Linked DNA regions of Homo sapiens: region 2 is linked to region 1. A link is a loop called in an ENCODE intact Hi-C map of the cell type or tissue named here. Cell type or tissue: mammary epithelial cell. All regions are shown on one strand. Links, peaks and the distances in the headings refer to the core of each region. The heading gives the core; the rest is flanking DNA. Region 1 has its middle 170 kb from the start of SASH1. Region 2 has its middle 140 kb from the start of UST.

Region 1 (6,868 bases), core at 1,468-3,967:
CAGTTCAAGGTCAAACAAACTGTAAAGTGCAGAGTAGGGTGTTAAACCCTGGATCCCTAGCTCAAAGCACAGGGTTGTTTTTGTTTTTTTCCATTATGCAACTCTCCCTGGAATTATGACAGCATGTGAACAGCACCCATAGAAAAAGAAGATGGAAGGAAAAGAAAGGGTGGATAGAGGTGCTTTCATTTAAGTGGTTGTAATTATCTGATGATGGCAGTTTCTATACCACAGCCCGTTACTCTTAAGGTAACATTTTTGGATGTTCAAGCCCTCAAGCACTCTTGTTTTATAGGAAAATGGTCTCTAATTTTAGACAAAGCCGTTCAAGAGTACATACTTCAGCCAAATGGAAGCTCAACGTATAATCTGAATTGCAATTTACTGTAGGGTAATACGTTTTTATTAAATGAAACAAATGTTCTCTAGTAATTTTTAAATTGTCTTGAAAATAAGGCTAAGATTAATCCTGCTATCAAATCTGAGCTTTAAAAATTAATTAGAAGACAGAATTTAGTATTCTGCTATAATGCAAGTTGGATTTTTAAATAAACACTTAATCCTGCAAAGAAAACACAATTCACAGAACAAGGGAGCTCAATTATTTCAGCCTCTTTTCTCATTTCCTTTCAGCTGCAGGGGGCAGCACTGCTCAGCTAATGGCTTTTTTCTTTTTCTTTTTTCCTTTCCTAACAAAAGGAAGAGTCATTTCCTTCTATACAATGTTTTCATCCCTGCTCTCCATTGTACAATGTGTGGCTTTCTTGAGGCACTGCCTCTCGAGTCCCTACCTCAAACTTCACTTCAAATAGGAGATTTTATGTTGGGGAAAGAAGGATTGGTAAAGAATTCTTACTTAAAAAAAATCCTGCCCTCTCCCTCTCTCCCTCTCTCCCTCTGTCCCTCTCCCTCTCCCTCTCCCCACGGTCTCCCTCTCCCTCTCTCCACGGCCTCCCTCTGATGCCGAGCTGAAGCTGGACGGTACTGCTGCCTGATTCTCCTGCCTCAGCCTGCCAGCGCGCGCCGCCACGCCTGACTGGTTTTCGTATTTTTTTGGTGGAGACGGGTTTCGCTGTGTTGGCTGGGCTGGTCTCCAGCTCCTAACCGCGAGTGATCCGCCAGCCTCGGCATCCTGAGGTGCGGGGATTGCAGACAGAGTCTCGTTCACTCCGTGCTCAATGGCGCCCAGGCTGGAGTGCAGTGGCGTGATCTCGGCTCGCTACAACCTTCACCTCCCAGCAGCCTGCCTTGGCCTCCCAAAGTGCCGAGATTGCAGCCTCTGCCCGGCTGCCACCCCGTCTGGGAAGTGAGGAGCGTCTCTGCCCGGCCGCCATCCCATCTAGGAAGTGAGGAGCGCCTCTTCCCGGCCGCCATCCCATCTAGGAAGTGAGGAGCGCCTCTTCCCGGCCACCCATCATCTGAGATGTGGGGAGCACCTCTGCCCTGCCGCCCCGTCCGGGATGTGAGGAGCGTCTCTGCCCGGCCGCCCCCTCTGAGAAGTGAGGAGACCCTCTGCCTGGCAACCGCCCCGTCTGAGAAGTGAGGAGCCCCTCCGCCCAGCAGCCACCCCGTCTGGGAAGTGAGGAGCGTCTCTGCCCGGCAGCCACCTCGTCCGGCAGGGAGGTGGGGGGGTCAGCCCCCCGCCCGGCCAGCCACCCCGTCCGGGAGGGAGGTGGGGGGATCAGCCCCCCGCCCGGCCAGCCGCCCCGTCCGGGAGGTGAGGGGCGCCTCTGCCCGGCCGCCCCTACTGGGAAGTGAGGAGCCCCTCTGCCTGGCCGGCCGCTCCGTCCAGGAGGGAGGTGGGGGGGTCAGCCCCCCGCCCGGCCAGCCGCCCCGTCCGGGAGGGAGGTGGGGGGGGTCAGCCCCCCACCTGGCCAGCCGCCCCGTCCGGGAGGTGAGGGGCGCCTCTGCCCGGCCGCCCCTACTGGGAAATGAGGAGCCCCTCTGCCCGGCCACCACCCCATCTGGGAGGTGTGCCCAGCGGCTCATTGAGAACGGGCCATGATGACAGTGGCAGTTTTGTGGAATAGAAAGGGGGGAAAGGTGGGGAAAAGATTGAGAAATCGGATGGTTGCCGTGTCTGTGTAGAAAGAGGTAGACGGGGGAGACTTTTCATTTTGTTCTGTACTAAGAAAAATTCTGCCTTGGGATCCTGTTGATCTGTGACCTTACCCCCAACCCTGTGCTATCTGAAACATGTGCTGTATCCACTCAGGGTTGAATGGATTAAGGGCGGTGCAAGATGTGCTTTGTTAAACAGATGCTTGAAGGCAGCATGCTCCTTAAGAGTCATCACCACTCCCTAATCTCAAGGACCCAGGGACACAAACACTGCGGAAGGCCGCAGGGTCCTCTGCCTAGGAAAACCAGAGACCTTTGTTCACTTGTTTATCTGCTGACCTTCCCTCCACTATTGTCCTGTGACCCTGCCAAATCCCCCTCTGCGAGAAACACCCAAGAATGATCAATTAAAATAAATAATAAATAAATAAATAAATAAATCCTATTTCTGTATAAAGCTATCCTTCCTCTGACTAGAAACAACTAGGAAATAAAGAGAAGACAAAGATAAAAAGGAAAGTCAACACTAAGTCACATCATCATTGAAGGCGTCCGTGGGGAATGTCGTTGACGGTGCACCTATCGGGTGTTTGTGTCTTGAAAAATCAAACCCTTTGGAGGCAAGGGCAGTCCTTGGCTTTGGTCCATTATATGTTACAGGACTCCTGAAGGCTGAGGGGTAAGTCCCTATTTTCCATAGGTTTTTCCTAAATGAGGAAGGGCAAGAAATAGTAATTATCTGAGCCGTGCTGCCCCCTGCTGGTAGCAGTTATGCAACCCTGCAAACATGTTCCCTAAATCCGTTTCCAACGTTTGTTCAGAACTCCAAAGCTCTCATAGATCATCCAGGTCATACTCTCCCTGCCCAACTTCATCCCTTCTGCAGAGTGGAAGCTGCAGCCAGCCCTTGGAGGGGAAATGACTTATCATCACAGGTTTTAGCTCAGGTCTCTTTCTACACTACCCAACATCACGGAACACCCAATACACGAAATTCACATGATAGTGCTGTTTGGACATTCTTTTAAAAGACATACATTGGAGTCCAGAGCTCTATGGTGAATCTTATCCTTCGGATCTGACCTATTTAATCAGAACTGTCAGAATTTTCTTTAAACACTGAAATATGATACTTAGGATAAGTGTGGTATTTATGATTTCCCATATCTCTTTCATGGAATAAAATAATAGAAAACTTTACTTACTATTCTGTAGTCTAGTTTCTGGAGAAAGTAATCTTTCATAACTGGAGCTAGTGATTTGAGGCTGCAATTAAGATAAAGGAATTTGATATTTACAGAGCCAGGACGTTCCAATAGTCTTTCTAAATTTTCATGTATTTAACTAAGCTATATTTAGGCTTTATTCATACTTGAGCTTTATATATAAATCGAATGACCAGAGAAAATTTTGTCTAAAATTTTAATCGTCAATGCTTATTGGAAAGTTCAGAATTTCACAGTGGCCCAGCAAGGTAATTAATGTGAATCAACTGGCTTGTCTATTCTTTTGGTACCTATCCACACACTCTGATTAACTAATTTGATTACCAGTTCAAAGATAGTGTCTGTCTTAGCCAGTTTGAGCTGCTATAATAAAGTACCATAGACTGGGTGGTTTATGAACAACAGAAGGTTATTTCTCCCTGTTCGGGAGGCTGGAAGTCTAAGATCTGGGTGGTAGCATGGGTGGGTTCTGGTGAGGACCCTCTCCTGGGTTGCAGACTTCTGTCTTCTTATTGTTGCTTCACATTGTAGAAAGAGACTGGAGAACTCTCTGCAGTTCCTTTTATAAGGGCACTAATCCCATTTGTGGGAGTTTCACCCTCAGGACCTAATCATCTTCCAAAGGCCCCATCTCCCAACACCATTGCATTGAGAGTTAGGATTTCAACATACGGACTTTGTGGGGACACAAACTTTCAGTTCATTGCAGTATCCATGTTACATTCATGGACATGGTAAATGATAGCTTTTAAACTTCCACATCTAATAAGGTGTTTTTCGCAACTGTAATACAATGACAACTGGGAAGCTTCTGTGTCAGAGATTCTTAACTTTCTTTACCAAGAACAAAAATCTCTTGCCTTGAGATGCCTTCATCCAGTCTCTAGTCAAAGCTCCATCTCAAACATGGTACCTACAAACCACTTGACTTTGGTCCCTTCTCATTTTGATAGCATTCTGGTATTTACGTTCTTAGTTCTCTCAATTTTAAAATCTTTTAACATAGAGTCTTACTCTGTTGCCCAGGCTGCAGTGCAGTGGTACAATCAGAGCTCACTGCAGACTTCAACTCCCGCGTTCAAGTGATCCTCCTGCCTCTGCCTCCCTGGTAGCTGGGACTACAGGTGTGCATCACCAAGACCAGCTAATATAAAATTAATTATTTTTTTTTAACAGACAGTCTTACTACATTGGCCAGCCTGGTCTTGAACTCCTGGCCTCAAGTGATCCTCCCATCCCAGCATCCCTAAGTAGTTGGGATTATAGGTATGAGTCACCATATCTGGCAGATTCTCAGTTCTTGACAATTTTTTATACAGTAAAAATGTCTTTCAATTTGTGTGTGTGTGTGTGTGTGTGCGTGTGTGCACGTGCTTGGGCATGCCTGGAGAATGAGCTAAGCTGTAAGCTTCCAGAAGGCAGGTGCTGAGTCTTTCTTTCTTGGATATTCTTCTGCAGTGCCTGGTACAATCTTCTACCGAGGGAAGAACTCAAACTATGTTGGCTGATGCACGTGGTGTTTCTTAGAAAACTGATTATAGGAAAAGTCTCACGAAGCCTACCAGACCTTGCCCTTCTTAACAAATGTGTCTGTTTCTCCCAAGACACTGTCTGCTTATCCTGCAGCCTGCGTGTTTTCTAGTCACTACCAATTAGCATAATTACTATCTCAAGGCCTTGCCCTTTATTGATCCTGGTAGTTACAGCAGTTTACAGTCACGAGACGTGCTGACAGAAGGTACAAATATATTCACCAGGACCTCCAATGGAGTTCTGTCCCTTTTCTTGCTTTTCAGAATTGCTTTTGTCTGCTTTTGTTTCAGAGTGTGCCTTCCTTTTCCTCATTTCCCCCAAGTTTGCTGTGGCAGAAGTTCAGTAGATCACTCAACACAGCGCCAGAGAGCCGTAGGAAGATATTTACAACAAGAGCTTAGTTTCAATACAGACTAACGTGCTCAATCTGTCAAAATAAATGTAAAGTCAGATAAATAATCAGCAAGGTATTTATCAAATGCCATGCCGGCACCATATGGAGGGTTATTCAGGGATTTTTAGTTAATAGAAGGGGTGGAGGCTGGAGTCCCTGGGTTCTGAAAAGACTCTCACCAAGATGCTATTAAAGAAATGAACTAACAGTGAGAAGGCTGGCAGAATACCAGCCTATATCCTGAACCATTGTCAAGAAAAGGTATTCTTGAGCCTGTAGAAACTAGAAGTACTTGACAGAAGTGGTGACATTCATTGACATAAAGAATACTGTTTCTAATCTATATAAGAGTGCGCCAAGCCAAGGATTTATTACATACAATAAAACTACTATTTGGTGATACTGAATATATGTCTTGTGCATATTTGGATGCATATAAAATAAGCATCCAGGAACAAGATGGGCCTAAGAGAGATCAGGAGAGGAAGCACTCTTAGGGCAGAAATATCAGAAGGGTTCCTCCCACTTCATCCTCCTGAGTCACTAGGAGTACAGGTGCATGCTACCATGCCTGGCTCATTAAAATTTTTTTTTTTTTTTTTGTAGAGACAGGGATCTCACTATGTTGCCCAGGTTAGTCTTGAACTCCTGGGCTCAAGTGATCCTCTCACCTTGGCCTCCTAAAGTGCTGGGATTACAGGCATGAGCCACTGTGCCTGGCTGTGATCGTGCCACTGCACTCCAGCCTGAGCAACGAAGCAAAATCTTGTCTCCCCATCCCACTCCCCCCACCAAAAAAAAGAAATCTTAGAAGGCCCGATGGAGGCTTTAAGGCCCAGAAGGCAAGTGGCTTGAATTTCTTGAGCCAATTCTGATTGGGTAGTAAAGATTACCTGGAGCCTGGCCTGAAGAAACTGGCACTTGGCTGCTAGGTGTGGGAATGAAGAGGTGCGCTGCATGACTCCTGGGTGTGCCAGACACCGAGACCACACACATGCTTGGTTCTGAGCTCTGCGGAGGCTCAATGGAAACAAATGCCTTGGTTGATGCGTAACACTGACTGTGACATGAGAGGGGGATGGGAAGACCCCCTGCTGTAAATTCAACATCCCTGCCTGATAGCTGCTCCTTCCTGCTTTCATCCACGGCCAGACACCAGCCAAAGGTGATGCCATGCCCATCCCTCTGCTCCTCAACCATCGATGCTTTGTTCTTTGGTAACTGATGGAAGCAGGCGATCAATATTGTCTTCTTGTTCTTGTTAGGTTTACCCTCCCCACTGTTGGCATCTAAGCAGCCCAATGCAATTTCATCTTATTAAAATGATGCTCAAATGCAAAACTTCTCTTAACCAGTGGAGTAGTAGAGAGAAATGTGAATGCTATGATTCTATTTAAATAATACAGTGTATGCACTCAGTAATGTATCTGGCTACTCATATGTAGGTCAGATGTAGGTATGTGCATAAGATTGAGGCCTTTGTTTTGATGTAAATATTTACTATAATTAATATTGCTTTTGCCTACTCAGCATCTGGTTCTCCTTCTTTGGGTAGATTAGTCTGATTTTTCCTGGGAGAACAAATCCTTTTTCACTCTTACCCCTTATATTTAAGGAGATGACACCACTGTCAGCTCTGGGGTTGCTCAAGTGA
Region 2 (6,868 bases), core at 1,933-4,432, 430 kb before region 1:
CTTGTCATTTCCATCTCAGTTCTGCTTCTTTCACACAGGGTTGATGCTTACAGTTTAATTGCAGGAGTGGTTGGGAGGTGGTGTCAGAACCTCCAGACCTGAGACCCAAATGTGGGAGAATTTTGCCGTTGTTTGGTTTTGTTTGTTTGGTCTTTGAAACGCACAAGCCAGACGCCACTCAGTAAGATCCAAGATTAGTGGCACTGCTTGCTGCCTGATGACTAAGGCAATTAAATAAGTCTCAGTGCTGGCACAGCACCGCAATAACAAATCCCATAGTGTCAAACGCCTCTGCCAGATGGATTGCTCAAACCTTTGGAAGCGTTCTCAAGTACACATAGTTAATCACTGCAGGCCCAGTTCGTGGAAAAATGACATGGTACTTGTGTGGGCGGAAGGTTCCTGTCACTTTCCTTGGGCCATCAATCCCATTGTCAGCTTCTATAGCCAATATTGTCCTGATTCCCCTTCTTGGGGCTCAAGATATTTAAGTATTAGAAATATGATGAATTTAGGAGATCTTGTGATATTTTTTCCAAATATTTTAGATTTTTCTAGAACAGGCCTGATTTCAAATACTGTACCATTGCCTTGAAAAGTACATCATACTCATCATATTGTGTCTCAATTTTTACTTTAAAAGCAGGTTATAGCATTTCTTCTATTCGGCTTATTAAAGAATGTAAGTTACTTGCCCAAGAGGGATGCATATATTGAAAAGTAAGTTAAGCCTTGTGAAAACCTAATTAAAGCTAATATTAAATACACTTATGCCAATAAATCAACAAAGCATTTATTTTTCCTTCAATCAGTGTTTACCACGTTCAGGGAACTTGATGAGATAGAGACTCAGCATGCTGTGATCTCTCTCTTCAAGGAGTTTACAGTTTAATTGAAGATGAATGCACTCGTGAATGATTGTGAACAAGAGGCATAGATAAGCAAGGGTGATAATTGGCACAGATTGTTACTGTTGTAGAAGTTCAGGAAGAGAGAAACAAGTATAGGAAGAAATAGTCAAACAAGTCTTAGAAAGGGGGTGGCAGATGGCCTTGACCTCTAAGGTCTTGCTGGACTTGGATAGATACAGAGGAAGAGTGTCCATATAGGAAAAATACTGAAGCCAAGAGACTGTGGTGGGCATATATGCCAAGATTAGGCTGCAGGGGTGGAGGGTTTGTCTAAGAGAAAGGAGACAAGAATGAAGATAGGTAAGGTTGGAATATGGAAAGCCTCAGGACAGGCAGAAGCTCTCAGACTTAATGGAGTAGTCTGGGGGGAAATCACTAGAAAGTTCTGATGAAGAGTTAAATTTCAGGACCCTTAAGCTGGATAAGAAGCAGGATAAACTAAGGTCTTCCATCATGATTCAGATGATAGTAAGGAGGCCTTAGACTAACTTGGTATAAGTGAAATGGAAAAGGAAAGAGAGATGTAAGTGATATTGAAAAAGATCTATTAAGACTAGGTGCAAGAAATAAAGGAGAATGGGTCATGGTCTACTCCAAACCCAGCCACAGTGTCTGTGGTAATCAGTGAATAAATCTACATTACATGGAATTGAGAGAATGTTGATGCCACTGACAGAAAGGAGACTTCAGAAAGTAATCTATTTGGGTTTGAATTTATGATTGTAAGATGATGAAGTCCAAATTAAAGTATCTCTTAATCAATGAGGTGCGTAGATGTCAGGTGAAAGGTCATAAAAAAAGAATCACTGGCAAGAATATGATGCTGAAGCCATGATAAAGGCTGAACATTCCCAGGAAGGGAGGTTTTTAACCCTTAAATTTGAAGACTGGTTATATCCTACATGGAAGGTCTGTCCGGGGATGAGCAACGTTACAATAGCAGAGCTGTGGGCATAATTTTACCAACTTGATCAAATAGCATTTTAGCATTGAAACACTGTGTGAGAGATAGTTTGAAAATATATTGACTTCTGCTAAATTTAAAAAATGAAATTTCAAAATTAATGAAATGTGTTTCAAACCTCCAGGCTGACACATTAAGCGAATCAACATGGTATATGGGTGGGAGGGGGTTGAGGGTTGAAAAATTGCCTATTTGGTACAATGTTCATTGTTTAGGTGATGGGTACACTAGAAGCCCAAACCTCACCACTACATAATATATCCATGTAACAAACCTGCACATGTATCCCCTGAATCTATAATTTAATATATATATGTGTGTGTGTGGGTGTGTGTGTGTGTGTTGTGTGTGTGTGTATTTTTTAAAGGCAAATATAAGCATGTTAAAAAAAAAAACATGGTGTGTGGCATAACTTGTATCTTCCACCACCTCTGTTTCTAGAATACTATGCCATGATTAAGTAGGGTAGGTTTTTCTGTGGAGCTCTGACATACATTTTATCACAACTATCTTGCTGTGTTGCAGTTGTTATCATCCTGATTCTTATATGAGAAAACCAAAGACCACAGAAATTTGGTAGCTTGCTTCAGATCAAATAGTCAGTGAATGGCAGAAATAAGGCTATTACCAAGAGTTTCTTGTTTCAAATGCCATGCTTTTTCTGCTATGTGATGAGAAGTCATGTTCAATGGCAATGCAGAAAAGGTGGGACCTCATCCAAAAAGCCAGATGAACAAATTCCTGCAATGCTAGGTCTGCAAGAAGAGTTACAAGGGCACAGACTGCTAACTTCTTTTCACTTTCTGTATCCCACAGGGTATATGCACATGCACACATTCACACACACACACACACACACACACACACACACACACACACACAAATCTGCAAGGCCTCTGGGGATCACGAGGTGAATTACAGTCCATTGCAGGTACATAGTTGTAGGATACATGAGGAGTAATTATGCTGCTATATATTAATACTTAATAGATATTGGTGCTTTGCTATTTACAAACTTTCAAACCGTTGATACAGATGAACAAAGTTCCTTTTCAGAGCAAAAGCCCACCATTTCTACTCTTCACCAACAGATGGCACCATGATTGTGCACAGACATTTTAGTCTTGGCTTAAGTTTGTTACTCTGTGGCCAAAATCATAAACTCAGGCAGGTAAAGTAAGTGAATGAAGTGAGACCCAGGTAAGGCAATAGGGAGTGAAACTGTGAATGACTGTGTCTGCCCAGTCAAAAGTGGACAGCCAAATCTCAGCTCTAGACCATTGCTATCGCGCAGGTTAGAGGCCCACTATTGTAAGATACCCTGATTTTTCAAGAGAGTATGAAAATTCATGTGAAAAGTCTGACTTTCGTTTGAATGCTCTTGGTTTTTTAATTTGGCAGCTAATTCACATAGCAGCACTGTGTAGATGAAACACATGCACATCTGCAGGCCAGATTGTGCTTGTGTGTTTTGTTTTGTTTCTTGAGATGGAGTCTCGCTCTGTAGCCCAGTCTGGAGTTCAGTGGCATGATCTCAGCTCACTGCAACCTATGTCTCCCAGGTTCAAGCAATTCTCCTGCCTCACCCGCCTGAGCAGCTGGGACTACAGGCGTGCGCCACCATGCCCGGCTAATTTTTGTATTTTTAGTAGAGACAGGGTTTCACCATGTTGGCCAGGCTGGTCTCGAATTCCTGACCTCAGGTGATCCACCTGCCTTGGCCTCCCAAAGTGCTAGGATTACTGTCATGAGCCACCGCGGCCGGCCTGTGTTTGTGTTTTTTGAGTTAGTTTATTAACATCATTAACTTCATCATTTCCAAAAAGTGCAAATTAGGAAGAGTGATGAGAGTCATAAGAAGAGAGCCAAGAAAGTTAAGAAAGTCTGAACTAATGCCGTCAATATGTGTGCTCTCTGGAAAAGCCTAACTTTACACAGATATGGATATTTTAATTGATTTGAAAGTGATACTTTGGATTCATGAACCAATGGACTTACAAACAGCTTTTAAGATCCTTATGTGTCATCAAGACAAAAGTGCCGACAGCAAACATTTATACTGTGAACCTTCTTTAAAAAGAGATTCTCTTAACATATTTATATAAGGGATGCTGCTCTGTGACTCCAGGAAGGTTGAAAGCCTCTGAAATATTTTAAAAGTTACATCAAACCGGCCGGGCACGGTGGCTCACACCTGTAATCCTAGCACTTTGGGAGGCCAAGGTGGGCAGATTGCCCGGGCTCAGAAATTCGAGACCAGCCTGGGCAACACCGTGAAACCCCATCTCTACTAAAACACAAAAAATTAGCCAGGCGTGGTGGCATGTGCCTGTAATCCCAGAGACTTGGGAGGCTGAGGCAGTAGAATCACTTGAACCTGGGAGGCAGAGGTTGCAGTAAGCCGAGATTGTGCCACTGCACTACAGCCTGGGCGACAGAGTGAGACCCCATCTCCAAAAAAAATAATAATAACTAAAAGTTACATCAAACATGAATTTTGAAGGCAAGATTAGTTGAGAAAAAAACAATTTTATCACTAATTAAGAGAGGGACCAGAGAAAAGGTATTTTGGTATGGTGATAAAACTATATGGGATTTGTAATCAGAAGGCCTGGACTTTAATCTTAGCTCTGTTATTTATATCTACCTTACCTTGGGCAAGTCTTGTAACATTTATGTGTTTAATTTCATTTTTATAGAGTAGGAGTTAATAATTACTTTCCTTACAAAATTGTATTAATTGTAAGTATATAATAATGTTTCTAAATCAAAAAATTGAACAAGCATTTAATTTTTTAAAAAATTGCTGTTAAAATTTTAATGATAATGAAGAAGAAGAGGATGATGTTGGAGAAGAATAAATATATCAGATGAAGTGCATAAAGCAGAAATCATTTGCACTCTGTTAAAAACAAATCTTTCCTGGCTCTGTCTAGACTGAAAGGGAATACGGACTTCTCAGGGACATTGCTATAAAGGATACTAGTCCCAAAACAATGTGAGCATGAGAGAACAACTGCATCCCAAAGCAGTTCAAGCAAAACTATCCTCAGGGCTGGGACTCAGTGAGTCCTGGACAGTGATTTTTAACAGTTTACCCTTACTTTTATAATTAAAATCATTTTTGTTGCATTGAAAAACTTGACTAGAGAATGAGATATATGGGGGTGCATACATCTGCACTGTGATTTTCAATACAGAAAGGTGCAAATGACAAGAGGAGGCCAACTGCCATTACACTGAGGGAGAATCCAGTGCTAGGATATGGGTAGTAAATGAGGGATCCTAGTGAAGTAGATACTATACTGCCACATTTATATTATTTTATATTAAATTTGTATATTAGGTTGGTGCAAACATAATCATGGTTTTTACCATTACTTTTAATGGCAAAAATATGTGATTACATTTGCACCAACCAACTATATATATATATATATATATACACACACACACACACACATATACATGTATATATATACAAATTTATATCATTTTATAGCTAGTCTTTGACACTGTATATGTCATGATTTCTTCAGCTAATTTATTAATTTAAAAAGATTTTGAAGGAGACATCCATTTCAGCCATGATTGAATAATTAGAGCTGGATTTACCCTCCCATCATAAACTACTAGAAAATTGGCAAAATAATAAGGAAACGGCTTTGGGATATTAGGCAACAGGCAATGCAGGGATGTGATTCCTGGGAGAAGAGAGACAAATGAAGTGAACCCAGCTATCTGCTTGAGGGTGTTTCTGGATCATGAATCTTGGAGAGAGATTCATTTTACTTGAGGAGACACAGACTGAATTATGAGGAGGCTAAATTGGCTACAACATGTAGGGCAGAGTACTGGGGAGTGTGGGGAAGTTCATGGAAGAAGAGCTCATGAAAATTTCATAAGGATCAACACCATATTAAATGTAAATGGTTCAAACATTTTGATTAAAAGAGATTGTCAAATTGGATAAAAAAGAAAGACAACTATATGCTGCTTACAAGAAACTCATTTTACACATAAAAACACAAATAGGTCAGAAGTTAAAAAGATAAAACAAGATATATCGTACTAACATTTAAAAGTAAATAAGAAAAATATTGTTTCTATGTTAATACCAAACAAAATTAACTTCACAGCAAAGAATATTACCAGAAACAAACAAGTTATTTCATAATGATAGAAGTTAATTAATCAAGAGAACAAAAAAATCCTAAATGTATGTACACTTAATAATAGATCTTTAAAATATATGAAACAGAAATGAATAAACTGCAAGGAGGAATAGACAATTTACAATTATAATTGGAGAGTTCAGAACCCCTACACCTCCTTCTCAATAATTGATCAAATAAGTAGACATAAAATTAGTAGGATATAGAAGATTTAAACAACTCTGTCAACCAAATTGATCTAATTGATATTTATAGGATAGTCCACTGAACAACAGCAGAATGCTCATTTTTCTCAAATGCACACACAACATTTACTAAGACAGACCATATTCTTGGGACATAAAAGAAGTCTCAAAAAATATAAAAGGGTTCAAGTCTCACACAATGTATTTTCTGACCAAAATGGAATTAAATTATAATCCATAACAGAAAGTAATCTGGAAAAAAATCTTCAAATATTTGGAAACAAAATAACACACTTCTAAGCAATCAATGAGTCAAAGAAGAAATCAAAAGACTACAAAGTATTTTAAACCAAGTGAAGGTGAAAACACAAAATTCCCATACTTGTTTGATGCAACTAAAGCAGTAATAGAAAGTATTAAAGAGGATAAAGAAGTATTAACTGTTTTATAGTAACAAATACTATACTAATAAATTTGACGATATAGATTAAATGGGCACATTCCTTGAAATATAAATGGCTAAAGTTCCTATAAGCAGGAATAAATAACCTGAATAGGACTTCTATCTATTAAAGAAATTGTAGTTAAAAACTTTCCCACAAAGAAAAGTCCAGGCGCATATGACTTAACTGA

Evidence for each region. A loop is a pair of places that touch in the nucleus more often than their neighbours do. Peaks named below come from ENCODE experiments on the same cell type or tissue, not always from the same donor. Only the 100,000 strongest peaks of a DNase experiment are listed, where the experiment ranks them.
Region 2: it touches region 1 in a loop (11-fold over the local background); 2 of 110 quality-filtered maps call a loop at or near these places.

The regions. Positions count from the first base shown.
Region 1 is chr6:148,173,770-148,180,637 of GRCh38, reverse strand. No RefSeq gene overlaps it. Among named protein-coding and RNA genes, the nearest start is that of SASH1, 170 kb to the left of the region's middle. RefSeq lists an enhancer at 6,001-6,587. In mammary epithelial cell, for the core only: a CTCF peak has its summit at 2,822 (motif pointing left); no DNase peak of the experiment used is centred there.
Region 2 is chr6:148,604,857-148,611,724 of GRCh38, reverse strand. No RefSeq gene overlaps it. Among named protein-coding and RNA genes, the nearest start is that of UST, 140 kb to the left of the region's middle. In mammary epithelial cell, for the core only: a CTCF peak has its summit at 2,964 (motif pointing right); no DNase peak of the experiment used is centred there.